Regions from separate parts of the Mus musculus genome. Here regions 1, 2, 3, 5, 6 and 7 are each linked to region 4. A link is a loop called in an ENCODE intact Hi-C map of the cell type or tissue named here. Cell type or tissue: left cerebral cortex. All regions are shown on one strand. Region 1 overlaps Ahr (aryl-hydrocarbon receptor). Region 2 overlaps Ahr (aryl-hydrocarbon receptor). Region 3 has its middle 40 kb from the start of Agr3. Region 4 has its middle 120 kb from the start of Mir680-3. Region 5 overlaps Ahr (aryl-hydrocarbon receptor). Region 6 overlaps 9130015A21Rik (RIKEN cDNA 9130015A21 gene). Region 7 overlaps Ahr (aryl-hydrocarbon receptor).

Region 1 (4,000 bases), 200 kb before region 4:
TTGCAAATCCTCCTGAAAGACTGGCTAAGTCCAATTGCATTGGTTACTAATCTCAATACAAGCCCTGTAGCAAACAGGACAAATACCTTTGGTTTCTCATTAGCCGTACAAAAATAAACCAAGTATCTAGATGCTGAGCTATTGTTTTCTTTTATTGGTACTGACATGAATTCCATCATCCAAAAATTAATGTGAAGAGATTTCAGATGATAATTGAGGTCTTTTTTTCCTGACACCGTATTGGTCTAGTTTTAGACCGCTACTGCTCCCTTTATAAGAATGTACAGGCTTGAGTTTGGCTTTGTTCCCATCTTTTCAACAGTGGATCTTACTTGGTAAAGCTCAAATCTTCTCTGCTTGGTGAAGTAGCAGAGTCCTTATTTTCCTTTGGCATTATAAGCAGCCAGTGCCTTACAGCAAGCTTTCCTATCAAAGCAAGCAGCAACACTAGGTAAGAATGTACAGAAAGGAAGAAAAGGCCATTCTCTGCTCTGCATTTCAGTGAGAAACATTTAAGTATTTCCTTTTAGTCTTGATTAATAGGAGACCAGTTTACCCCCACACTATTTTTTGGCCTGAGGAAGTCTGTTCTGTGGCCTTTTGAAAATTTTACACACAGAGGCCAAATCCTGGCCTCTTTTCTCAGAGAAATATCTTTCAGCTTCTGCAAAGGTAGGCGAGAGCTTGGCCCAAGGTTCTGGTATGACATATAAGGTGATGATTTGCCAGAAAATGCAAACACAAGAATGACTCACGTGACCCCTAGCTTGCTCAGAAAGCTTTCCCTGAACCAGGGGAACATAGAAATCTAATAAAATAATTCTCGAGGACTGTAGAGTCACTATTTAAATATCACAGGGTAGCAAGGGATCAGGGAAGATAAGAATGCGAAGCATTTAGCAGATTATTCTTTCTAATAAGGCAATCCTTAAACTCTGGTAAACACTCTAATTAGAGCAACTGTTTATTGAACTGCTGGTCTGCTGTGTCAGGAACTGCATGGGCATTTTCATTACTCTTCACAACAGCTTTGCAGGACGGTCTCACTTTGTGTGTTTGTTTTGATCGCCCTTTCGCATTATCAGTAAACAGGCTCAAGGAGTTGATATGTCTAGTAAATGGCAGAACTAAGATTTGTACCTAACCAGGTCAGCTATGTTAGCCATGTGCTTTCAAGTGAGATTTGTTAGTGCATGATAAAATGCTGAGCTAAGTGGTAGCCATAACCACTGTGTTCGGTTGTGTTGCCTCTCGCCAATCATGCTACGTGCGTGGTGTTTCGAATCATCTATTTGATGGTTTCTGTTATAGTCTTTGAATAGTGCTTGTTTGAATATGTGCCTTTTGTGTAATTACTTCTCCCTTTTCTTTCCCCCTATAGTTGCATTAAAGTCCACCCCTGCTGACAGAAATGGAGGCCAGGACCAGTGTAGAGCACAAATCAGAGACTGGCAGGATTTGCAAGAAGGAGAGTTCTTGTTACAGGTAACTCTAGTGCCCTCAGGGAGGACAGGAGCACACAGAAGGAGGAGATGCAGCTATGCTAATCTCTTTAAGTCGCTGAAGTCTCTCTGTGCCACGTTCATGTCAGCTGCAGCACTGGTCTTCTCTAGTTCCTGGCAGATGGGATTAGAAGAAGTGGATTAATCTGGTCTGATCATCCTGGGATAATGGGAACTGGATTAATCAGGTCTAGTCATCCTCCCTGTTGTTTCTCTTGATGAATCTGTGTGCACTTTCAAAACAATGTTGCTCATGTAGAGACTTAAAGCATGTACTCAATGTGCAAAGACTGTTTTTACTTGAATTTTATTTTTAATGTGTAATATTATAACTTGCATTTCATTTGAGCAACAATGCATGACTTACATGTTATAGGTTTTTTTCCCCCAGCAACCATAGACCTTCATTTTGTGCTTTAGAATGAGGGAGTTTCTAGTAGGTTTGATGGTGGATAGGTTCTTAAAATTTTGAACTGTGTCTTCTTAGAGTACATACTATGCTTGGCTCTCATAGCATCAGCAGATAGTTACTGATTGTATCCAACTAAAACAGGAGTGAGTGGGCATGATGGTGGCAAAGCAGTTCCCTGATTGCCTGCAGCTCTGGCCGGTGAAGTGAGGGGAGCTGTATCAGGTCCTTCCTATTGCTGTCATAAGACACCATGACTAAGCGGGACTTGCAGAAGGGAGCTTGTACTTGGGCTTACAGTACTGGGGGGTTAGAATCCAACATGGTAGGGAAGAATGGCAGCAAGCAGCAGACACAGCAACAGAAGCAGCAAGCTGAGAGCTCACAGCTTCACACGGAAGCACCAAATGCCTGCACACACACACACAAACACACACACACACACAGAAGGGGGTGGGGAGAGAATGAACTGGAAATAGGGTGAGACTCTATAATCTCAGAGTGACCATATAACCCCCTAGTGACTGACTTCCTCCAGCAAGGCCGCACCTCAAACAGCTCCACCAAATTGAGACCAACTGTTCAAATGCCCAAGACTAAGGGTGCAGTTCCCATTCAGGTACCACACTCAACTGGCAATCTGCACACAGCTAGAGGATCTGGCGTTTGCCCTGTTGGGTTCCAGGCTTGCTAGGGTCCAATATTTCTTCCCTGTGCTCCAGTCCTCCCTTTTGAAATGGTCATGTATATTCTGTGCTGTTGTATGTTGGAAGTGTGTAACTTGCCTTTTGGTTTTATAGGGGGTTATAATAAAGAGATTACCTTGCGTCTCTGGGGAGACGTTGGACAATTTGAGTGGGGACTTGTAAGAGCTTTTTGATTCAAAGTTTCAGGCAATGGACAGTTGACATGAGCACATATACTTTTGTTATCCAAGAGGAAGATAAACCTTTTATTCACACTGACCTTGAAAAAAAACATTAACAAAATAGAAAAAGAAGAACTCATGAAGTAAAAGAAGGAATGAACACAAAATAATCATAATGATAATACAGGCTTGAGGGAGAAGGGGTAGAGTGTGGCTTAAACGAATAGAAATAAGGAGAAGGTATAAGACAATGCATTTCCATGTGAATGTTATATTTTATGTGCATTGTACTTACCAATAAAAGTTTTAATATCTTTATAATTCAGTCAATGCTGGAGGTATTGTGGGGTGGAAACAGTTCTATCTTCTGACTGGCTTTCTCCAATTAAAGGTCCAACAAGTGGGTTTTTCCTTCTGTGCTCCCTAAAGAAAGGCATGTAACCATCATCAATGTTTTCTGGGCAGTTTATTTTATATCAAAAAAATTAGATGCAGTGTATTTCAAAGAAACCTGGAATAGAAGGAAAATGGAAAGCCTGATATTCTATTCATATACCTGTTTAGACTTTAGATTTAGCTGTAAGTTTTTGCTCAGTCAAGTCGGAGGCATGAGTAGACTCACGGTAGTCCATATGTAATGTGCTGTGTTTGAGGTGCGTAAGAATTGTAGTCATTTTGAAGAGCAGGTGTTGAGAGATAAAGAGAAACAGCCTGTTACCTAACTGTCAGGATTTCTGAGTGACAGTTTCCACCTCTAACGCCACCTTCCTGTCTGCAGGCGCTGAATGGCTTTGTGCTGGTTGTCACAGCAGATGCCTTGGTCTTCTATGCTTCCTCCACTATCCAAGATTACCTGGGCTTTCAGCAGGTACATGCATTCCCCTTCCATCATCTCAAATGAAGGTTTTTAGAAAATGGACTCTTTACTGCTTGATCTGTTTTATAGTGTAAGGTCAAATGGGTGCTGGAAGAATTTTAGGTTCTTGATTTTTTTTTCTTTCAGATTTGAGAACATGCATTTTGCTATATTGCTTCGCGGTTATTGTTCTTCTTTTGAATTTATCAGTAATCTCATAAGGAACTTTTAGCGACCTGCAGATATAGCTCTGCGCTATCTATAGTATCTGCTATGCTGGGTTAAGTCATTAGTCTGACAGATCAGGGCCAGGCAGAGAAACTCTGAGGCTGGTCAGGTTTTGAAGCAGACAGAACATTTGCCAT
Region 2 (4,000 bases), 190 kb before region 4:
ATAAGCTTTATCAAGCAGCTAAGTAGATGAAGCTAAAAATGCCCAACTCATCCTGCAGTTGAGGAGATGAAAGACAATGTCATCTCAAAAATAAAAGGAAAACTATAGCACTTGTTTACAGTAGGTTCACAGCAATTTGGAAGCTTTTCACAGATTCCAGAAAGGAATCTTTGGTGAAATATTAATTGCTTTTTAGGAGTTAGGTAGAGCTAAGCATCCTGACTGGTTTTCTCCTTCCTTTTGACTATCAAGTTAGCCAACAGAATTTGTTAAGGAGACAAACCCTTGACAGAGTCTGAGCACTGCACTGCCTGTCAGGCTTCTATATGTGGTCCTGTTTCTAGAGCTATGGGCTGGTCACTGCCATTTCTAGAGCTGCTGGCCGGTCACTGCCATTTCTAGAGCTGCTGGCTGTCCACTGCTGTTGCCTTATGGGTCATCACACAGCCCTAATTGTGCTATCTTTATATTGTGAATACATGTCTTTTTTTGTTGTTGTTTTTGGATACATTTTGTTCTCGTTCATAATTGTCTTGGCTCTTCTTTACTCTTTATGTTTCCAAATGTACTTTAAAACTCATTTATTAAAGACTAAATCCCCAACAACAACAACAACAAAAAACACTGTTGGGATTTTGAAGACATAACTCTTTCAAGAAAGAATTAACATTTGCACAGAACTGAGTCATTAACCCATAACCATAGTGAATGTTTATATTACCCATAGGGGATGTATGCTTCATAAAACCATTGATTGTTACAGCTGACAGACCTCTGATGTCACCAGTGTCTTCCAGGCGTAGACATTTCATTTATTGATTTGCTGTTGTCCATTTCTTTTGTATTCCATTTATGTCTCCTAGTTATTATTTTATTTAGGTATATTTCTATTTTGGTATTTATATGTTTTTCCTATATAGTTTTCACTCCACTTGCATAACACTAGTCATGAGAATAATTTAGTTCAAAATAAAATCCATGTTCCTTGCTATCAAGCTCAGCTTTAGTGCGTTTTACCTTTTCTTCCTTTTAGAAATATCTTACTTAAATCATGTATGATCAAACTCTAATGTATTCAGACCTTCTTGCCTACCCTGTTAGGGATGAAGAAGGACGAGAGCATTTACAGAAGCGAAGTACGTCGCTGCCCTTCATGTTTGCTACCGGAGAGGCTGTGTTGTACGAGATCTCCAGCCCTTTCTCTCCCATAATGGATCCCCTACCAATACGCACCAAAAGCAACACTAGCAGGAAAGACTGGGCTCCCCAGTCAACCCCAAGTAAGGATTCTTTCCACCCCAGTTCTCTTATGAGTGCCCTCATCCAGCAGGATGAGTCCATCTATCTGTGTCCTCCTTCAAGCCCTGCGCTGTTAGACAGCCATTTTCTCATGGGCTCCGTGAGCAAGTGCGGGAGTTGGCAAGACAGCTTTGCGGCCGCAGGAAGTGAGGCTGCGCTGAAACATGAGCAAATTGGCCATGCTCAGGACGTGAACCTTGCACTCTCTGGCGGCCCCTCAGAGCTCTTTCCGGATAATAAAAATAATGACTTGTACAGCATCATGAGGAACCTTGGGATTGATTTTGAAGATATCAGAAGCATGCAGAACGAGGAGTTCTTCAGAACTGACTCCACCGCTGCTGGTGAGGTTGACTTCAAAGACATCGACATAACGGACGAAATCCTGACCTACGTGCAGGATTCCCTGAACAATTCAACTTTGCTGAACTCGGCTTGCCAGCAGCAGCCTGTGACTCAGCACCTAAGCTGTATGCTGCAGGAGCGCCTGCAACTAGAGCAACAGCAACAGCTTCAGCAGCCCCCGCCGCAGGCTCTGGAGCCCCAGCAGCAGCTGTGTCAGATGGTGTGCCCCCAGCAAGATCTGGGTCCGAAGCACACGCAAATCAACGGCACGTTTGCAAGTTGGAACCCCACCCCTCCCGTGTCTTTCAACTGTCCCCAGCAGGAACTAAAGCACTATCAGCTCTTTTCCAGCTTACAGGGGACTGCTCAGGAATTTCCCTACAAACCAGAGGTGGACAGTGTGCCTTACACACAGAACTTTGCTCCCTGTAATCAGCCTCTGCTTCCAGAACATTCCAAGAGTGTGCAGTTGGACTTCCCTGGAAGGGATTTTGAACCGTCCCTGCATCCCACTACTTCTAATTTAGATTTTGTCAGTTGTTTACAAGTTCCTGAAAACCAAAGTCATGGGATAAACTCACAGTCCGCCATGGTCAGTCCTCAGGCATACTATGCTGGGGCCATGTCCATGTATCAGTGCCAGCCAGGGCCACAGCGCACCCCTGTGGACCAGACGCAGTACAGCTCTGAAATTCCAGGTTCTCAGGCATTCCTAAGCAAGGTAAGGGCTTTCGACAGCTGAAAAAACCTTGTAGGCCTAAGCATCTCTGTATTACACTTAAACATATCATCATAACCCATTTTAGATAGCAAGCAACTTCGGAACTGCTTTCGTTATATTTATGGTCACGTAATTAACTTCATTATAGTTTACTTAAAATAGTATGAATAATAAATTATTTTAAATAATTTTCTTAAAAGCAAGTTGATGTTTAGATAATTTAATAACTGTTCTTTGTTACCCCCTCAGGAGGATATCATGCTTATATTAATAAATTTCTCTTTACAAATATTAGCTTATTTGAAGATATACTGGTTTAGATTGTAAGAATATCTTGACTAACATGAAGTTTATTAAGTAACTATTCATGAGCTGTTTGAGTATAGCCATTTAAAAGTGTGGCTTAAATCACAGTCCTGGTTGCTTTTTAGATTGTGAGTGAATCTGCTGTGTCTGATTGTATGGGACTTTTTTTTTTTTGAATGGAGAATGAAGATGATAGTTTTGGTCAATCTTTTTCCTGAAAATTTTTAGGAAAAAGATTTCCTAAAAATTTTTAATAGTTATTATAAAGAAAATGGATTAACCATACTTTGGATATAATTTACTCATAAAAGAATAGAATATTAGTATTTGCCTCAAAGCGGTGTGTCTGAAGGACATTATAGAATATAGAGAGCATCCATGTGTGCAAACCTCCAAGGCTGATCCCTCAGATGCTGGAAATGGCCGCAGAGTGGGGCTGGCTATTGGGTAGTAACAGACAGATAGTGGGAGTAACTTCGGCTCTTCTACAACATAGCAGGATGACAGAAGTTCACAACAGTTCATTGCATGATTCAAAATCACTAGAAAAAAAGGAAATCAAAGGTTCTTCATGCAAATAACAGATGAGTGTTCACAGTGAAAGATAATTGCCTGATTTGCTTACACACTATATAGATGAATTGAAATGTCACATTGTAACCTGTTCATATGAGTAATTGTGCGGCAGTGAAAAAAATAACAACATTTCTAGCCTGGAGAGATGGCTTGGCAATTAACATTTGCTTACCCTTCTTGATCCCCAGCACCCACATGGGAGCTCAGAACAGTCCACAGTTTCCACTTCCAGGCACCCAGTGCTCTCTCTGCACCCTTGAGCACTGCATACTTGTGTTGCACATGCACGTGTGTGTGTGTGTGTGTGTGTGTGTGTGTGTGTGTGTGTGTGTATACATACAAACATACATCATGCAGGCAAAACAACTATACACATAATATTTTATTCTTAATTTATTATTTTTGAAATGAACCATAATTGTATTCCTTTTCTGTTTCCCTTTTTTTTCTACAACCTTTCCCATCTACCATGTTTGCTCTCTTTCAGTTTCTTGGCCTCTTTTCTTTCATTGCTCTGTGTGTGTGTGTGTTCCTAAATATTTAAATACAACCTGCACAGTCTGTATATTACCTGTAGGACAACCCTGAGCAGCAACTCAAAAGGGTTTTTCTCATGCCTGGTGTTGGGGCTGTAGAGTGAATTTGAAGACAGTCTGGAAAATGGTGAGACACAGAACAAAAGGTCAAGAGTATAGCTAGCTCAGTGGTCGAGCCGGGTTAGCATGCACAAGGCCCTTCACTGGACCTCCAGCA
Region 3 (4,000 bases), 570 kb before region 4:
ACCCATCCACCCATCTATCTATCTAACTATCTGTCTGTCTGTCTGTCTGTCCGTCCGTCCATGCATCCATGCATCCATGCATCCATCCCTCTATCTATCTATCTGTCTGTCTGTCTGTCTGTCTGTCTATCTATCTATCTATCTATCTATCTATCTATCTATCTATCTATCTATCTACCTTCCTATCTATCTGTATTCCTGAACCTTTGGCTACAATAAAGTGTAAAAAAAAATCCAATGTTATGGGGAAACATTTTTTTTCACCTAAAATAAAGATTTTTGAAGCAGTTACTAAAATTGATATGCATATTTAAAGTCTACATGACAGTAGTCACATTTTTAGCTGAGAAGATTCATGGGCTGTTTTCTTTTTAGTGGCAGTTACTTTGTTCTGAGACAGGCAATTCTATTCTGCCAGTGGCTCAAGCTGACCTCAGGTGTTTGGTGATCTTTCTGCCCTTGGCTCCCCAGTGCTACGTACGATCACAGCAGACTTTGGTGACTTAGAAAGTTAACTATTGTTATTATTCATTTTGGGTGTGGTTGTGTTTAGCTTGTATGCTTTGTATGTCTGTGCTCCACACACATGCACGGTGCCCATGCAGGATAGAAGAATGTATAGGATCTCCTATAATTAGAATGACAGGCAGTTGTGAGCCACCATATGGGTGCTAAGCATTGAACCCAAGTCCTTTGGTAGAGCAGATAGTGCTCTTAAGAGTTGAGCCACCTCCAGCCTTGTCTTCACTTTTTTTTTTTTTAAGCACCAGAAGTTATAGGCATTTCTGATTTTATGATTACAAATAGTTGAGGAAAGCAGAGGGGAATAATGTACTTTCTATTTAGTCAGCACCACATAATGCTGAAGGTTCAAGCGCTTACGTGTGCTGACTTTTAAGAGAGTTTTCCATGTCTCCTGGACTCTTCAGTTCTTTCGTCCATTTTTATTTGGAGGCAAGAGTTCCCTTTGGTTGGCTTACTCAGACCATCCAGGGGGCAAGGATCTAGATGAACAGAAATAGACTGCAACACAGAATCTGCTGGGAGTTAATTTTTAACAAAGATTTATTTTCATGTAAGGATACATATTTGTCTCAGTGTCTGTATGGCAGGTGTATGCAAGAACCCGTGGTATCGGATCTCCTGGAGCTGAAGTTATGTGCAGCTGTGAACCATATAACTTGGGTGCTGGGAATCGAACTCAGATCCTCAGAAAGAGCAGCAAAAGAGCTCCTAACAGGTGCTCCATCTTTCAGATCATACGTTTTTACTTGTTTCTACCAACACTCCTCTCTTAGACACAGGACTAAGAACGATTTATTCTTTACTAGAATAAAGGGGATAACTAATTAAATAACTAACGAATAAGTTAAAAAATGGTCACCCATTATTGACTCTTCTAAGGAGTCCATCCGTGTTATGTTTCCTCAAAGAACTCAGGGCCGTTTAGATTCTCTCCAAGCAAAGAGAGATCGTTTCTGCCTTAGAATAGGAAGAAGCAATGGTGACCACAATCCCCAGGATCAGAAGACCATAGAGTCATGGTAAGTTTTTAAAGTTAATAGAAAGGTAACTTCAGTGTTAAAATGGGGCCAAATAGGGATAATGGCTGCCGGGCGCCTTTGGGCTTTCCTGACTTCTCTCAGCTGCTCTCTGCTACATCCTGATGGAACCAGATCGATGACTGTGCACAGATTGCACATGCAAACATTTTCACTTGGCTCCCGACAAGAATTAAACAAACATCAACGGATGCCTAACATGTTTTCTTGAGGGCTTTTCTAGATTTTCATCGGAGGCTACGAGTTTCGTTAAAACATTCATGATTTCACTGTGCGATTTTTTTTTTTTTTCGGAAGAGCTCAGCGGAATGGGCAGACTGGGAGTTCCAGAGACTGGGAGCCAGAACTTGGAAGTCACTGTCCACCTTAAAACATCCACTGGGAGGGGAGGCGTGCAGGTGGGGCTGTGTCTTAGTTGCTGTGGTTTACGGGTGCCACAGTTACTTTTCCGCTGTTCTCTCTTCCAACACCGCTCGAACTCTCTTCAAGCTGCTTCCCTTTTTAAGACCCTGTTTCTCGCTTCCCCTTCCCTCTGGTTCCTCCCCGTGTTATTCCTCCCTTCCCCCAACCTTATTTTTGTGACTTTTCCCTCATAACAGACTCATCCCCTGCTCTGCTTAGAAACTAGTCTTTTTGTTTTTCTATGGGTCCCACTGCTTTGCTTTGCAAAGAACTGGGAATTTGTTTACACAGTTATGTTTGCACACTAAAAGCCTGCTTACTTGAATTGGCTCCCACTGTGAGACAACCTCCACTTCTGCTGCTTACATTTTTCCTACACAGGAGACATTCACAGGGCACCCAGCTGCACAAGGTGGCGCTATGTGCTCACCGACCACACATTCTAATAGTAGCTTGGTCTTGATCAGAACAAAGCTCTTTGTTTTTGTTTGCTTGTTTGTTTGTTTTTTTGTTTGTTTGTTTGTTTTAAAAAAAGAAAAGCAGCATTCTCATATAGGCAGAAGATGGCAATGTTTCCTGTTCTCTGACATGTTTCCTCAGTGTGTGTGGAGTTAATTATTGCTCCTTGGATGTGGGCTTGCAGTCTCAAACCTCCTATACCCCTTTTAGAAATGTAAAGCTCTAAAGAGAGATCCATTTGCTGGGTGCAGTTGCCCCTTTAATGTCAGCACTTGGGAGGCAGAAGCAGGCAGATCTCCAGGAGTTTGAAGACAGTCTGGTCTATATAACAAGCTCCAGGTCAGCAAGGCTATATAATGTCTCAAGGAAAGAAAAAAAATAATGATAATTACTTTCAGCAAATTGTTTATATGAAGGTCGAAATATAAATGCCAACAGTGGCTCCTCCTTAAACCTCTTCCTTAAACTACCAAAACTACTGCTGACCCATAGGTTTTCCCATTTCTCTCTAGGCATGTCCTGGATAAAACTTGGACCTCACACTTCCTCAGATCCCATCAGCTTCTTCACCCTGAAACTCCCACAGTGGACCGCCTACCCCCACCCCAAGAAGACCCAGAGAACTGTCACAGTGTTGTGGGCTCCCATTCCCATACTACATGGGTGGCACAGGCCAATTCTTTTGCTTCTCCTGCAGTGCTTAATTATACACAGACTGAAGAGCTAGGGATCGGAGGAGTAGAGATACCCAGAAGGCCCATTTTCAATAGCTAGGGTCTGAAAAGACGTCCAGGACATGATTACCACATGGCCCTGGTTGTCTGACTCATAGAGTACACTTTGTGGAATGTTGACTTAGTAAAGAAAATTAAAAAATAAAAATAAAAACCATTGGATTTCTCAGGGATTGAAGATTAAACAAAGTAATAAAGACATATATTTATAATAACAGTATAACAAGCCACATTATTGCATATGCTAGAGTTTATATAAGTCAAGTAATAGATTTGTAGGTAAGTCACAATGCCAAACAAGATCATGCAAGCATGTTATGTGTTACGAACCAGGATTAGTTCCCTGGGGCCTCTGATTTGTGGGACTTCCTCATAGCGCTCAGCTGAGGTGCTGCATGCCACCTGTGCTGAGGCTTGCCTCTGCTACACAGTTTCCAGGGTCTTGTCAATAAGTACTGACATGTTCATGCCATGCTAACCTGTGCAACAGTTTTCTGAGGGACCTGAAAGCAGGAAGAAAAACAGACTGATAAGAGAGTCCATAGAACTACTTACTCACAGTGAGGCAATTAAATTAAAAAGGCAACACGTAACAGAACTAAACAATGTCCAATGGTTGAACATGGCTTAACGGAGAGAGGCACCAATATTATCTGTTGGGTGTTTAAGTCTTCTGAGCATTAGTATGTTCTGTTCCTCTGAGGTAATGCCTTCTGTCTTCTCTCAACTGTGCTTAGGATGCCCAATGCCACCTCAGGTTCTCCTACAGTGGTTTTCTCATCCATTTAACCCCTTGAGTGATGTTGGCAGAATCCCATGTGCCCCATGGCAGTGTGCTTTTCC
Region 4 (4,000 bases):
TTGAGAATTCTCTGTTTAATTCTGTACCCCATTTTTAAAATTGTGTTACTTGGGTTGCTGGAAACAACCCCAGCTACTAATTTCAATTTTTATTCTTGTTATGGTGTTTGTTTTTTATTTTAAAACAAGGTCTTCTGTAGCCCAGGCTGACCTTGAACTCTTCAGTCGTCCTGTTTCCATCTCCCATGTGCACAGCCATTTACCATCACACAAGGATCACACCAGGCATCAAGACACTGAACTTAAAAATATAAATATTTAAAGATGTAAAATTTTTCCACATAAACTTTTTGCAAGACAAAGAATTTGAACTGAGCACTCACAATACAAATGACAACACTCCATCCTTTGTCTTTATGGCTGCTGAAAGCCGGTTTAGAAGTTATCTACCCAGTAAAAACTATTGTCTTACGATGAAAGCAAATCTCACACAAAACCCTCCCACAGTTCAAGTGGTTAAAACTACACAAGTCTTCATTAACAACAGGCAAAAAAGTACCCTGGAATGTAGGCTCCCTAAAATGCCTGCTCTGTCCTTTGAAAGCTCTTGCTTGCCACAGGAAAAACACACTGAGCAAGCTAGAACAGCCTTCCAGCGGCAGAGCCTAATATTTGAATAGCAAATGTTGGGCAATTTGAAATGTGTTCTTTCACATATTAACCAATGGCTGAGCTGGTCACAGTATTCTTTAATGATCAGCTCTTGGACACTGGTTGAGGGATAGAGAACTTAGGCCTTGATGTATTCTTCATGTGCACATAAATGGTACGAGTAACCTTTGTATGCAAATACTTTCCCCAGAAACCTTTTGATGCCCCCTATGCAGCACAGTTAAGCCTGTCTGTCAGCTGCAAAGTTAACATAGAAGCTTCTGATCACCTATGATAATTGGCTTATTGATTGCTCATCCAGGCACCATAAAGCGTTAGCCATCTATACAGACGTTCCCAATCAGATCTTACTGGCTTCCCTTGGGCCTTTACATGGTTGCTTAGCACTTGGCTACCAGTCAATTTAAACTAACTCAGTACTCTACACAAAGGTAATTTCAGACATCTTGACCCCAGATATGGTGTCTCCCTTCTGTACGTTCCACCTTCTATGCAGTCCCTATTGCTCGGAAATGGCTAAGTTCTGTTTACTTCTGGCAAGATCCACAGTGGTGGTTACGATCAGTTCAGACCTATCCACGTTAATTTTTGAGAGTCAGAGCAAATAGATTCTCCCAGCCAAAAAGGGTATCTACAGTGACAGTGATTTCCTTATAAAAATGTCTTTCTAGCAAAGATGATTCTGGGCTTACATATTTGGGTAAGATCCTAGTGTTTCACAATTGAAGCTTCTTTCAATAGCTTACCTCATGGCTCTCAAAGCCAAACAGTAAAGAGAAAAGGCTTTGGCGAGGGATTCTGCATTGTTTACCGTGCCACAGTTTTCTGGCAACCATGCCTGCCCATCCCCCCATCTGCCTCAGGCAGCTGTTCATCTGCCAGCTGCCAGCAGTGGGGAGAGGGACTTGTACTTCAAAGGTCTCAGTGCGGCTCATAAAAGATCAGGGGGATTGACCCACGCCAAGAGGAAGACGGTATATTTGGCAAGTGTGTTTGGATAGGATGAGATAATCCACAGAAATCGGGATTAACTGGGAGGAAGTCTGGATTTAATAGCACTACAGTAGGCTAAAAATAAACGGAAAAGAAAACCGACAAATCCCCAGTGGAAAACCCTTAGTGAGTTTAGTTCACCGTGGAGATAGAAAAGGATGCGGCAGGGTGGCAAACTGGATTCAAGAAAATGAAGGGATGAGAGAAACGCTATGAAATATGAAAAAGAGGTTCTGGTGCCCACTTGGGAGTCTGGGGAAGAGAACCCCAAGGGTTTGAAAGGACGCCAGAATTTTCAGGGAACTCCAAGGAGAAGCCTGGCACAAACGGATCACAAGTGCCTGCTCTTTCTTTAAGGAGAAAACAAAACTTAACCTAGGGTCAACGGGACACCCCAAGTTTACTAGAAATGCTGTGTGAGGACCCCTTTGCACCTGCAGACTGGGGTTTTCACACCTGTTTGTTTGTTTGTTTGTTTGTTTGTTTGTTTGTTTGTTTGTTTGTTTTTCGAGACAGGATTTCTCTGAATAGCCCTGGCTGTCCTGGAACTCACTTTGTAGACCAGGCTGGCCTCAAACTCAGAAATCTGCCTGCCTCTGCCTCGCGAGTGCTGGGATTAAAGGCATGCGCCACCATACCCGGCTGCTTTCGCACCTCGCACCTCTTAAACCCCAACGACTCCTTGATGGCTGTTGGGGGACAAAGCTGCTGTCAGATTGTATATAAAATATATACCTGTGTGTTCCCAAAACAATACTGGGTAACTTGCAAAGAATTAATAGGAACATTGCACTTTGAAAATAAAATTTAGAAGGAAGTGAAAGGACGATAGGAAAAAAAAAAAATCAACCAAGGTGGAGTTTTTAAATAAAACCAAAAGTGAAGCGCATGCGCATTAACCCTTGTAGAGAAGGACCTCAATCCTTTTAGTATGAAATTGCCTCGTCTGTTATTACATTTTTTTAAACATCTCCCCAAACTAAAATCTGAAAAACTCTGTCAAAATTGTTCACCAGCTCAAGTATTCACCGACTAAATATACAGACAATAAATCAGAATTAATTCTGTTAATAAAACCGTGTTTTATGAAGCAGAAATAATATTTGTCTGAACAAGTGATGGAATACATGAGATAGATTAGGGGTATTATTTTTTTCTAATACTCTTTTTTTCTTTTCATTATTTATTTTTTATTATATGACATTGCAATTGCTGCTCCTCCCTCCTCCCCAGCCCAGCCCAGCCCCCACAAATCTACCGCCATTACTGTTCCCCCTGACCTCAGAGAAGGGGAAGCATCTGCTGGGTACCATCCCACCCTGGAACATGCAGTCCCAGCAAGAACAAGCTCCTCCCCTCCCACTAAGACCCCATCAGGCAGTCCAGGAAGGAGATCCAATGGCAGGCAACAGTCACAGACAGCCTCCGCTCCAAGTGTTAGGGGACCTACCTGAAGACCAAGCTGCACATCTGCTACAAATGTGTGGGAGGCCCAGGTCCAGCCCCTGCATGCTATTTGGTTGGTGTTTCAGTCTTTTTGAGCTCTCATGGGTCCAGGTCAGTAGACTCTGTAGGTCTTCTTGTGGTGTGCTTGACCCCTCCTGTACCACCCTTCCACAAGGAAACTGTTATTTAAACATCTTTCCATTGGACTTTAAAAGCATTAATGAGGGAGGAGTGAAAGAATGATTCAAATGAGCTGAAAGTGTCATCACAGAGCCACTCCAGCCAAATCCAGAGTTTATCCTGAGCATCCCGAGCAGTGGTATATGGTAAAGCACCTAGGAATGACCCATGTCAAGGGAAGGGCTTGAAGCATTAGTGTGCAATGGGAGCACTCTGAATAGTCAGAGCTCCAGCCTGCAGAGGGAGCATTCTGGACAGTCAGAGCTTACCATGGCTTCCTTGATTTAAGACCCCACAAACACTAAGACAGGCTGGATGCAGCCAAGAATAGCTGTGCATTCAAACAACACAAAATTATAAACTTAATAAGTATGAGACTCTTTTGTGTAGTTTTTTTTAAACTTGATTTCACCATTCTTTGTTGTTGTTGTTGTTGTTGTTGTTGTTTTTGAGACAGGGTTTCTCTGTGTAACTCTAGTTCTACAGGAATTCACTCTGTAGACCATGCTGGCCTCAAACTCAGAAATCCTCCTGCCTCTGCCTCCCAAATGCTGGGATTAAAGGCCACCATGCCCGGCCTGATTTTACCATTCTTGACCATGAACTTTATAGGTGACAATGATAAGCTGGGAAGTACTTTTAAAGTTCATCCACGTTGTATCAACTTTTAGCATCATATTCCTTGTATTGCTCATTATTTTCTTGCATGAGTATATATGACATTTTAATGAATACTTGGTTTACTTCCACATTTTGGTTATTATAATCA
Region 5 (4,000 bases), 180 kb before region 4:
TCATTTTTCTCATATTTGAGGAGTGTTAAGATGGAAGATGCCATGTCAGGTGCAAGGTGTTTTAATGACTGAAATGAATGGTGCATTGTATAAACATAACGAACAAAATAATCTGTAAAATATTCGCAGTTTTCATTTAAGAATAGTTCTTACCTCATATGCATTTTTTCAGTGTATCTTGTAAAGAAATCAAGTAGTAAATTGAAGCTTTTACGTTGGCATTAAGATAAAGATAAATACAATTTGTTCACCTCCATACCTTAAGTTGTTTATGTGATACACCCTTTGCTGCCAATATGGCAAATGTGTCACTCTGCCAAATGCACTGTTCTCAAACGGCTTAAAGAAAAAATGCTGGTGTCTGCCATTGTCTCTGTTCTTGCTTAGATATGATATATGAAGGATGTGGTCCTGGATCTGTTTTTCATATGTTATATAAAAAGCTGATGAGATCCCAAACTGAGATGTATTCAAATCCAGAAGTGGTTCTCAACCTGTGCTCTGTGGCTCCCGTGGGAGATAGACTGACCCTTTCACAGGGGTCCCCTAAGACCATTGGAAAACACAGATATTTGCATCACAATTTATAACAGTAGGGAAATTACAGTTTTAAAGTAGCAATGAAAATAATTTTATGGTTGGGGTCCTGAGCAACTGTATTCAAGGGTCACAGCATTAGAAAGGTTGAGATCCACTGAAATGTTGACTCTTCTTTTTTTCTTTTAGAAAATTAATGTATGTAAACATGCCTTTGGGAAAAAGATCTCTTCTATGCATTTTCAGTCAAAATTCTGAATCTCTAGGATTAAGCATTGAAAAACAACTGTCTAAAACATTTCACAATTTTTTTCCAGCATGAGGTGTCACCAAGGATTTAGACTGGTGGTCTGAATTAGTATCCCACTTTTCTATGTAAACTTTTCATTAAAAGTTGTCATAGAAACCATTTTGTCAGTCTCTTCTGCATGTTACCAAATATTCAGTTAAAAAAAAGAAGACAACTTTGGACACTGAGAGTATGGTGGCATTTAATTACACACTTATCAAACTGAAAGTCTTAAAAACAATATTGTGTGTTCTTATCTATATAAAAATAGCTAAAACATCTAAGAATAATAAAATCACATTAAACTGCCTATTTGTTTGTCTGTATTGCCAAGTGCCAAATGGAAAGACCACTTAGAGCACCACTAGACTGAGGGATTAACTTCTAGATGAAATTCTAAGACTCTTGTGTATGTCTGATTGAAGTTCTTCTTTTCTAGGTGTTTCTTACAGCACCTGAACACTTAACCAATATGCCAGTGTATCAACTTTTCAATTGTTACTATGCACAAGCTAGTTTGAGTATCAATAGATCTTAGGTCTACATAGCTCCTTGCTGTCCTTTAAACTGTTACTTGCTTACATATGCCATGCATAGATTTTTGTTAAAGTATGATTTATAATGTCCTTAAATATCAAAGGAAATGTAAACAGTGATATATGATAATAAACTAACCACCAAATATAAATAGTGTTTTCATGCAAGTTTTTCTTTCTGTCTCTATAGAGAAAACAGAGCCCTGTACCATTATATGATGGTTAGGCAAAAGTAGTCTTTATAGAAAGACCAATACACCAAGTCTTTCATGAAAGGGTTACTTAAATTCTCTGTTTGAGCTATTTGATCTGAGCAAACTCAAGCTGACAAGTGATCTGTAGTCCCCAGCCACTAGTGTGATTATGTTGGCAGCCACACAAGACAGTAAAGTTGTACAGTGTACCACACCACTGATGTTCACTCTTGTGATGTGATATGTGCACATCAGAACAGTCTACATCACATCTCTTACTGTATATCACTGAATACATGACTACAATCATGTATTCATTCTGATCTCTGTGCACACTCAGTCCAATGGCTTCCTTAATTACAAATGATTCCAGTTTACCACATCGTACCAAGACTGCTAACGCAAGGGTGTTGGCTACTCCAAGGAAGTGGCTGGTAGTTATGATTTCTGTCTTAACACTCTGCAGATGATCTTGCTTCCAACTTCCCAGTGCTTCTCTGTACCTTCATCTCTTCAATACTACCATTCCTAGACTTCACCTTTCCTGGAGTATATAGGAGGAGAGGTTTCAAGACCTTGAGGTAAACACCCATCTTCTTTGTACTTCACAGTTAAAGATACTTATCCCCTCACACCGTCTCCTCAGCCCTTTCAGCTCTGCAGCCTCCACTCGCACCCTCTTTTCATCTCCAATCTTGTTAAATCTTGGTTCTGGTTTTGGTTCTTTATACGCTCATCCATTCTACAGCTCTTGCCTTTGTGAGGAATACCCTCAAGGTTGAGCTCACTATGAGTGCCCTTCATCACCTCTTTGAGTGTAAGATACGTGACTTCCAAATAACAGCACATAAAGATGGAAAAACGATTCATAAAAAATTACACACTTAGAGATGAAGAAACTGAGACCAAAGATTTAAAGTGACCTCACATCGTTTGTTTAGGTGATCTGGAGGGAACAAAGTACACTGACTGATACAGGGCAGAGCAGCTGACTGTCCCTGCACAAGTGCATTGCTCTATCTTCCCATTCCACCTGATGCATCATTTAGTTTATCTCATTTACATCCCATGAGGTCAATTTAATTATTCCATTTTTATAAAGGACTAAACTATATTTTTAAAAAGCAACTGAAATCTTCAAATGGTTATACACAGAATAGTTTGTATTTTTTAAGAACCCATGTGTATGTTAATTTGGTGGCAAGGGACATTCTGTAGATGTTACTGTACAGTCCAGGACCTAGAAATGACAAGATGCTATAGATTGGATCGAAAATGTCCTCTATATCTCTTGTTGGAGGCTTGGCCACTAGCTTATGATCTATTGAGAGGGGATGGAGCCTTTAAATAATAGTATACCATGGGAGGATACTGGACACCAAGGGTGTATCCTGAGAAGAGATTTTGAGACCAAACCCTTCCCCTCTTTTTCTGTATTTCCTGAGTCCAGTAAAGTGAGCAAAACTCTTTTACCTTAGTTCCTTCAAAATGTGCTGGGCAGTAACATGGCCAAGAAACCATGGACGAAAATCATGGAAACCACAGCTTATTCCTTCTCTCTTAAGAGAAGGCTGACACAGGGGCTGCCCTGGATTACTGGGGAGGCTCAGTGCAATCATCAAAAAGTTCTTGCAAGAGGAAGGTTGGAGAGTCAGAAGGGAGGGAGAACAGAACGGAGGACAGCAGAAGGATTTGAAGACACTATGGTGATAATGCAAGAAGGGCCAAGAAGCTAGAAAAGGGAAGGAAGTAATGTCTTCCGATGTCTTGATTCCAGAGTAGCAAGCATCCTCTAGTTTAGGGTTTTCAACCTGTGGATTGTGACCCCTTTGAGGGTTGAAGGACAACCCTTTCAAGGAAGTCATATCTTGCATATTAAATGCTTACATTATGAATTCATAACAATAAAAATACAGTCATGAAGTAGTAATGAAAATCTGGTTGGGGGACACCACAGCATGAGGAACTAGGTTAAAGGACTACAGCATGAGGAAGGTTGAGAATTTCTGCTCTAGTTCTATTAAGAAGATATTTGGGCTCTTGCCTTCCTGCTCCCTGTCTGTCCTCTTGCCCATCTCCCCCTCCCCTCCCCCAACTCTCCATGTGCCCATTGCTGGCCTCTATTTCTCTATTCTCCCTCTCTCTCTGACTTTTTCTGCCTCTACTACCCTCTTAGCTCCCCTCCCCATGCCCTAAATAAACTCTATTCTATACTTTAAAAAAATATATATATGAGATACTTGTATTGTCCTATGCCAATTAATGCAGTAATTCATTATTGTAGCCATTAGAAATCAGCACAAATGTTTAGATTTTAAGGAATGATGCTTCTGGAGTGGAAAGATCTCCGTTTGCACATCTTTCTATACGAAGTGTTGTTCTGAGCATTCTCCCAGGCTGCAGCTCAGAGAACAGCCAGGAGGGCTTGGCACCATTCCTATGGC
Region 6 (4,000 bases), 360 kb before region 4:
TTATGAAAAGCGAAATGCAGAACACTTTCAGGTGAGCACACGTGTCACACAGATTGAAAATGCAAAGAAAGTAAAAGGTGGGTTGATAAACACCAGAATGAAAAAGAGGGTTATGTTTAAGGAGCGGGAGATGAGGGACATTATTGAAATATTTTAATCCTTTATGTGTATGTATTTAGTGTGTGAGTGTGGTACAGATCTGCATGCACAGGTATCTAAGTAGAGGCCAGATGAAGATACTACCAACCACAATCTATCAATTCCTGCCGTATCTCTCACCAAAGCTGAAGCTAGACTGGCAGCCAGCAAGCCCGGCTGAACTTGTCTCCACCACCTCTCTCCCCACAGCAGTAGAGTTATAGGCATGTGCATATGGCCGCATGATGCTTGGGTACTGGAATCCAAACAGTTCCTCATATGCTGCAGCAAGTGTTGCTATGGATTGAGCTATGTCTCCAACCCCCACATAGCTCATTTCTTAAGCTGGGAGGTGAAGGCATAAATAATTGTCACAGTTATGGTGGTTTGAATAAGAATGGCGCTCCCCACCCCCATTGGCTCAGATGCTTAGTCATCAGGGAGTGGTGCTAGTTAGGAGGATTAGGAGGTGTGGCCTTGTTGGGTAGGTGTGGCCTTATTAGAATTGTGTCACTGGGGGTGGACTTTGAGGTTTTAAATGCTTAATCCCGGTCCAGCATCTATCTCTTCCTTCTGTCTATGACTCAGGATGTGGATCTCCCAGCTACTTCTCTAGCACCATGTCTGCCTGTGTGCTGTCGTGCTCCCTGCCATGACAAGAATGGACTAAACTTCTGAAACCATAAGCTAGCCCCAATTAAACGCATTCTTATATAGGCATTGCTATGCTCATAGTGTCTCTCCACATCCATAGAACTATGGTTAAGACAATAGCCTGTTTTTTCCCATTTAAAATAATTTATAATGTCTTTAAGGAAATGTTTCTATTCTGTAGTCATAGACGGTTTGTCAAGGTAATGGAATATGGATTATAAGGTGATACAGTCATCAGCATGGGCCCACAGATGCTTCTTGGTTTCTTGTTGACTACTTGATAGAAGTAAAATGTCTTAATATACCCAGAAGATTTTTTTTGTAGTTAGGGTTTTTTTTGTTGTTGTTGTTGTTGTTTTCTTTTGTTTTGTTTTGTTTCATTTTTAGATTGTTTTTTCTTCTTTCTGCTTACCTTATAATTGAACATCAGCTGAATCGGTCTTAAATGCCATTGATGAGAAAGATTAGTTTTCCAAGCTGAGCTAATAAAAGGAGCAAAAGGGAACGGATAGCATCTCTTCACCTTGCCTCTTAGATCATTGGTACTCCAAAGAAACTCACGTTTCTTCATCCCCCATGATTGGTTATCTAGAAGTAGAGACTGTTAATTCTTCCCCCACCCCCGTCCCCCGAAAAAAGAGAATTGGGATTATACAGCAGATGGTGCTAAACAACTATTTGATCTCAGATACAGTAGCATTAGAATAGTGTCACAGGGGATTGTGGGAGTGGATCCCATCTGTGGAAAAACCCAGTCTCTTGGAGTAACTAGCTCACCAGTTAGCTAGGGACCATGGCTGTTTCCAGGAGGGGGCGCTAGTCTACTATACAAGAGCTGGAAGAAAACCTAGGAGGAGGTAATGGGAAATGGGTATGGTCAAAGTATGGACTCCTTTTGAAAAAAAAAGGGTCAACGCGAAGCTCGTTGCTTTGTACAATAACTCGAACCATTTAAAAAAATGTGTGGGGACATACAACCATAGGAAATAAAATCTAGCCAAAAGTTAAGAGAAAACGTTGTTAGGTGCTACAAGATGTAAAGGAATTGAGTTAAGAATAAGGGGTTGAGGGATGGGGAGAGAACAAGACCCCCCTCCCCCCATTTGGAGCCAGGCAGTTCTCTAAAGAGGTGTTTAACTGTAAACTATGAACAGCTCTTAGCTTAATGTCTAGAGGACAAGTGTCCCCTGATTAAGGATCCTGGGATATCTAATCACTTGTCCTATTTTCTGCCCAACTAGGTCCTGCTCCTGCATTTCTGATCACTTATTCCGGCACCAATTCTACTCTGCTACACTCTATAGTTTTCAGCTCAATTCCGGTCTAGTGCTCCACCATGAGCACTGCTGCTGGGAGCCACCCTGCCTTTACTGCCTTCCTGTGCCAATTCACAGCCTTCTACGAGTCTAGGTATGTTTGGGGTCAAAGCTTGCCAGAGTTTCCTGTACTATGTTGTATATTGTTAGATGAGAAAGAACCGTAAAGGAGAGAAAAAAATGTACTTCAAAACTTTTTTTAACATTTAAAAAAATAGTTTTTTATGTTTGAATATTTTGCCTCTTTGTATGTATGTGTATGCATGTCATCCAAGGAGTTCAGAAGACAGCATCTGTTATAGGAATGTTACCATTTTCCATACTCACTCTCCTTTGTGGGACCTTCCTCATGTGCCCCTCAACCCTTCTTGAAACCTAAAAATATGGTCACCATATTGAAAGATTTACTATAGACTCCAATGTTATTTTCTCTTTCCCGTGTCAGCCAGCATGAAAACAAAACACAACAAAACAAAAACCTTCTATGTGGAAAAAAAAATTCTGGATTTTTTTTAGATTGAAGTTGTTGAATCTGCCACAATTGTTAAAATAAGTGAAAGTTACAAAATGATTGGCCAGTGTAGGAAACAAATTCGTTTTCAAATCTGTTGCCAAGCATTAGAAAACAAAATCTTTTTGACTGTTTTAGGGGTAGGTGATGAAGTTGGTTGGAAGTATATTCTCAGTCCAGGTTCGTTAGCAGTCTAGAGATGAATGCTCAGAAGGAGTTAAGGAGATGATGAAGTGTGTTTCCTCACTGCAAACTTCAAAGACAGAGCCCTCGAAACACCATTGGTTACATAGTGTACTCGGAGAAGCTGGTGTAAAAGGAAAGATGGAATGATCACGCACAAAACATTGCCCTTGGAATATTTTTATTGTCAAAACATCTAAAGTTTTAGTGTAAAATATTCTGAAAATATGGATTGTAGAGTACATATGACATTTAATAAATATCCGAACATATTTGTATAGAGAAAATATAAAATTTGATTGAGGTAGAAATTTGTTTCTTTTCAGTCCCATGACAAAGAAAAGTCTATAGCTGCCTTCTGTTGGCAAATTAATCTACTCTGAATCTTTATTTAAAACATGGTATTCATTTCATAAAATAGGTCCTGGGGAAGATGCACACTAGTCCAGCCCCAAACAGAGATGACACTGACGGTGAGGGATGCCCCAAGAGCGTTGAGAATTTCTACCTACAAGCACTTTCTAATGTCCTATTGTAACATAGTCCTTTTACTACAGTGACAGCATGCTTCTATTTCTTTGTACTTAATTAAAAATGTATCATTCACGGATGTGTCATGTGTATATGTAAGCACAGGCAGAGGTATGCCATGACAGGCATTAAGGAGTTTCTTCTGTTCTTCCAGGCTGTCTGTCAGGCTTATAGAATGTGTGGCTAGTTTTATGTGAACTTGACACAAGATAGAATTATGTGGAAGATGGAATCTCAATAGAGGAAATACCACCACCGGACTGGCCTGTGGGAAAACCTGTAGTGCAGTTTTATAGTTAGTAATTGATGTGCTAGTGCCCTGCCTACTGTGGGTAGTGCCAATCCTGGGCAAATGATGCTGATTATATAAGAAAGCAGGCTGAGCAAGGCATGAGAAATAAACCAGTAAACAATGTTCCTGCTTCGTTTCTCGCCTACAGGTTTCTGGTTTGCTTGAGTTTCTGCCACAACTTCCCTCTGCCATGGACTGTTATCTGGAAGTACAAGAAGAAATAATACCTTTCCTCTCAAGTTACCTTTCGTCATGGTGTTTTTTCACAGCGATGGAAACAAAGACACTGAATAAAGCTTTTACCTACTGAGTCATCTCATTGAATCATCAAGCACTGTTTGGTTTTAGTGAGAAGCAAGTCTACCTATTTAAACA
Region 7 (4,000 bases), 220 kb before region 4:
AGCCACTCTTTGGTGCAGTTTTCTTCCTCCTTTTGGAGTGCTTTTGGGTCTGTAAAATTTTAAATCATTAAGAAGAGGAAAAAGAACTAGACTGACTTCTAAGTTATTTCTACTCTCTACCTGTAGTTCATTTCCCCTTGCTTTTTTTTTTTTTTTTTTTTTTTTTTTTTTTTTTTTTTTGCCAATTCTGACAGAGATTACAGGCTTTGGTCTTTATTTCCATGGGCTATTTGTATGAGATGGGAGATTTTTTTTCCCCCCTCAGAAAAGAGATTCATGATTGAGACAGGGTTCCATTTAGGAGTTGTCTGTATTGATGCATTCATTCATAATTACCTTGGAGTTTCCACATCTCACCATTTGTTATTTTTTTAAAAAAATAAATTATTTTAGGAACACTTTCAGGCAATCAGTAGTGTGTGTTTTGCTTGAAACATGACAGCTATCACCAAGTGAACCAAAAAAAGAAAACAAAAACAACAAAAAAACCAACTTAAGATTTATACACTGTTTACAAATAGTTACTAGCTTAGAAGTTGGGTTATTTGTGGATTTTAATTCCCCTTAAGAATTTCAACTGTCCTAGTTCCTCAAATCTTGACTTACAAATTAATATTGAGAGGAGATGTCCATGTGTAAATAGTTTGATCAGAATTTGGAAGTTTTATGGTTGGTACACTTTAAAGGACGCAAATGTCGTTGACTCAGCAGTTTTCTACCCCGGCAGTTCTTTGGACCCTGGCTTTCAGTGCTTTAGTATTTTGTAGGACGGTTTCTTTTTGTTAAAACATGTTTGCTCAATTTGACTTTGTTCCTGGCAGTTACAGTTTCCGAGGCTTTCAAGTGCTTGTTCCCTGTTTTCATTAATAGTAATACTAACTCAGTATGAGATGAAAAATCTCAGGTATTATGTACATGGGCATAAAACTTGGAGCTCCGCTTGAGTGTCTAAGTCTAAGTAACTGATTTTCCTTATGTTATTTAAGGACATAAACTGCTTTCTATACAAAGGTCACCATCTTAAATGTTATTCATTATAACGGCGAGTGCTCTTAGTTTCTAGTTAATATAGAGAGCTTCCTTTTTAACACGACAACACTTCCTTTTAGATTAAGTTACACCTTTTATTATATTGTCTCACTATTTGCATTTGATAATTTCGGACAACTAAACTGTTGTCCCCACGAACTTATATTTTATTTTATTTGGTCCTTGACTTCTGTTTATCAGATCTGTACTGAACACCTTTAATCAACTCTGAGCCTTCAAATGCCTTAAAGGTCACCAGCTTGCTTTGTCGAAGACTTTAGTGCTGGCACTTAGGTCCTTTAGTGAAAGTACTTACGTTGTCCCCCCTGAACAGAAAATAGTGAGCTGTATAATCACATAATCAAAGTTCACCCTTAACAACCAGGTCACCAAGCTTTAGTATGAGTCTTTAAGTTAAACTACTTAGCCTGTGTGCAATGAGGCCCCAAATACCTCAATTTCAGGAAAAAACACAAGTGTTGACTGTGCTTTCTAATTTAATTAACTTGTACCCTTTAAGGTATAGCTGTTTTATACGGAGCATACCCATTGTAATTCTAGTGTCGAAAAATGTCATATTTAAATATACAGTTCCGTGAAAATTTGGAGTAAAGTGGGTGACATGATTTTAACCCGAAGTTCTTTCAGTCTTCAAATGAGGATCTAGATGCAAAATAAGCCCCCTCTAGTGGCCGGTCCCACCATGACAGTTATCTGTAGAAGGAAATCAGTTTGAAATGTGTTCAATTCCATCCAAGGACAGTGTTTTGTATACACTACACTGTGAATAGCTGTTTCCTCCTTCTTCAGTGCAATGAAAGTTAGGAAATTAAGAGATCCTAAGCAGCCTTGCATCTAGCCCATATCCTCATCTTCAAAGGCAGAATGTCAAAGACCAACCTGGGAATAGAATCTTCTGGGATGTGTCTGTTTCCACTTAAATCCTGTTCTTGCTTATTCTCTTTGGAGAGGAAAATGTTGTGTGCAGTTGTTTAGTTATTCAGTCTCATGAAAATGGCTGAGCAAAGCAGAAGATGGAACAATCTACTCTGGTGATTAAAACTTGAAATATATTTTGAAGCTTTATTAAGACAGAAAAGGTCTTACTTACTGCTACTGGTAGTTTAGGATTGCTAGCAAACAGCAGATGCTCAATCAATAAAACCTGCAGCTGTGGTGGTATTCAAGCCAGCCGTAGCAAGGCTCTCATGATCTGCTGCTAAGTACACACCAATATCAATTTTTACCTTGTTAGTATTCAGGAATGCTGAAGTAATATAGAAGCCCTTCACTCTATTAAAACGTTGTGAGCCCCATCTGTATAACAAAACTTTACTAATCATTTTGTTACAGTACACAATACTAAATTTTCCGCAGATCTACAGTATGGGGCCCTTTGCTAGACAGCACCTGACATGAAAGGACTTTGCAGCTACCGTACTATTTTTCATTTTCTCTCAGATAGCAATAGTGAGAGGGCATCTATGCCGAGGCTGTGGATGTGCCTCATGCTCACCCATGGATGTGTCTAACACAAGGGCTCACATCAAACTGAACGAAAGAAGCAACAGATTCAAACTAAAGGGTGAGGCCTAGTTTCTGTTACTGTTGTTTTTCTGTATTAAAATTCTCTTTTTCATACAATATATTTTGACCGTATTCTTTCTCCTCCTTCAACTCCTCCTAGGCCCTCCCTTCTACTCTCCCCACACCATTTCCTGTTCTTTCTCTCTCCCTTTCCTGGTCAAGTTTTTGTTTTGTTTTGTTTTATTTTGTTTTGTTTTTTGTTTTTACTAGCAGGGCAGTCTCCTCCACTGCTGTTCTTACAACTAAACTAGGAAAGCAGAAGGTCAAGTAAACCCGAAGGCTGCTGGAGACCCAGTGGAGGCCTAGTCTTTAACTACTGCTGGTTATGTGTTGCAGGCCTGACAGACAGACACTGCCGGATCTTATTTTCCCCAGCAGAGACCAGTACAGTCTCCTTCCTGTGTTTAGTTAACACCATTACTTAGGAGTGAGCACTACGCAGGTCTTTAACAGTATTCTACTTCTAAACTCTTTAAAAACTGTTTCTTTGGCAGTGTCATATAGCAAAATTTGCTCTTATTCCCCAATATATACTGATAGGATCATTGAACACAGAATTTTCCATACATAGTTTAGTCTCCTTTCTGTAATAGTACTATGGAAATAATGTTATCATTTCTGGCTCAGGCCACTGGGACCTAAGGTTCACATTCAAAGTTGATTCAGGTAATAAGTGGAAAACTGGACTTTGGTTATTGCATCTCTAGTTGTTGGCTCTAAAGCCTTATGTTCTTAACTACAGTGCAGGACTGTCTAGATGAACAGGTTAATCAGAGTGCATGATGGCCCCTGTCCTGGGCATTGCCACTTGTCCACTGCACCTTCTTTAATGACACTGAGGCTGAAACAGTTGACTGCCATTTCAGGACTCAGTCTGTGCCAGCCCATCTCCTGCTTTTGTATTCATGTCTTTTTTCTTAGAGTCCTTCCAGCCCCCATTTCCCTGCACACATCTCCCTGTGAAGCACTTTGAACAACTGCATGTTGTTCTGTTGACTAACTCCAGGATTTTCCTTTCGAGGGCACATTCTGTCACTTCTAGCATTTCTGCAATTTACCTGGTGTTTCAGAGAATCGTCTGGAGGTCTGTAAACTCTTATATAAATGTGTCATTTCCATAGGACAGACCTCTTTAGGTGGAATTTGGGGGGGCAAGGGTTTATATACTTCTAAGGATGAGCCGAATGTTACAGTCAGATATAGTGTCAAATTAGATTATAAATTTTTTTGTGACTTACATTCACATTGTTTGTCAAAGAGACATGTCTGTATCCACGTATTTTACATAAAAATATTACCAAGTGATGGGAATGGTTGAGCTGGTATATTGTGACTGTGTTTGTGTGCAGTAGTCGGATTTTATGCTGCCTGTATTGACTTACGT

What was found. Peaks named below come from ENCODE experiments on the same cell type or tissue, not always from the same donor. Only the 100,000 strongest peaks of a DNase experiment are listed, where the experiment ranks them.
Region 1: a loop joins it to region 4, with 2.5 times the contacts of the local background. A loop is called at or near these places in 3 of 42 quality-filtered maps.
Region 2: a loop joins it to region 4, with 2.2 times the contacts of the local background. A loop is called at or near these places in 4 of 42 quality-filtered maps.
Region 3: a loop joins it to region 4, with 5 times the contacts of the local background. A loop is called at or near these places in 8 of 42 quality-filtered maps.
Region 5: it touches region 4 in a loop (2.7-fold over the local background); 3 of 42 quality-filtered maps call a loop at or near these places.
Region 6: a loop joins it to region 4, with 3.0 times the contacts of the local background. A loop is called at or near these places in 9 of 42 quality-filtered maps.
Region 7: it touches region 4 in a loop (4-fold over the local background); 13 of 42 quality-filtered maps call a loop at or near these places.

The regions. Positions count from the first base shown.
Region 1 is chr12:35,512,506-35,516,505 of GRCm38, reverse strand. Ahr (aryl-hydrocarbon receptor) reads left to right here. Exons shown (of 11, transcript NM_013464.4): 3 at 1,382-1,485; 4 at 3,558-3,647. Among named protein-coding and RNA genes, the nearest start is that of Ahr, 20 kb to the left of the region's middle. In left cerebral cortex, no CTCF peak of the experiment used is centred here; no DNase peak of the experiment used is centred here.
Region 2 is chr12:35,502,078-35,506,077 of GRCm38, reverse strand. Ahr (aryl-hydrocarbon receptor) reads left to right here. Exons shown (of 11, transcript NM_013464.4): 10 at 1,102-2,365. Among named protein-coding and RNA genes, the nearest start is that of Ahr, 31 kb to the left of the region's middle. In left cerebral cortex, a CTCF peak has its summit at 2,329; a DNase peak (open chromatin) is centred at 1,780.
Region 3 is chr12:35,883,447-35,887,446 of GRCm38, reverse strand. No RefSeq gene overlaps it. Among named protein-coding and RNA genes, the nearest start is that of Agr3, 40 kb to the left of the region's middle. In left cerebral cortex, a CTCF peak has its summit at 2,384 (motif pointing right); a DNase peak (open chromatin) is centred at 2,361.
Region 4 is chr12:35,310,867-35,314,866 of GRCm38, reverse strand. No RefSeq gene overlaps it. Among named protein-coding and RNA genes, the nearest start is that of Mir680-3, 120 kb to the right of the region's middle. In left cerebral cortex, no CTCF peak of the experiment used is centred here; a DNase peak (open chromatin) is centred at 1,713.
Region 5 is chr12:35,495,488-35,499,487 of GRCm38, reverse strand. It overlaps Ahr (aryl-hydrocarbon receptor), which reads left to right. Exons shown (of 11, transcript NM_013464.4): 11 at 1-1,509. Among named protein-coding and RNA genes, the nearest start is that of Ahr, 38 kb to the left of the region's middle. In left cerebral cortex, no CTCF peak of the experiment used is centred here; no DNase peak of the experiment used is centred here.
Region 6 is chr12:35,672,313-35,676,312 of GRCm38, reverse strand. It overlaps 9130015A21Rik (RIKEN cDNA 9130015A21 gene), which reads left to right. Exons shown (of 5, transcript NR_045050.1): 4 at 2,034-2,202; 5 at 3,774-4,000. Among named protein-coding and RNA genes, the nearest start is that of 9130015A21Rik, 21 kb to the left of the region's middle. In left cerebral cortex, a CTCF peak has its summit at 1,592 (motif pointing right); a DNase peak (open chromatin) is centred at 1,605.
Region 7 is chr12:35,530,063-35,534,062 of GRCm38, reverse strand. The region is part of intron 1 of Ahr (aryl-hydrocarbon receptor); the gene reads left to right. Among named protein-coding and RNA genes, the nearest start is that of Ahr, 2.9 kb to the left of the region's middle. In left cerebral cortex, a CTCF peak has its summit at 1,719 (motif pointing left); a DNase peak (open chromatin) is centred at 1,722; H3K4me3 peaks cover 625 bases; H3K27ac peaks cover 31 bases.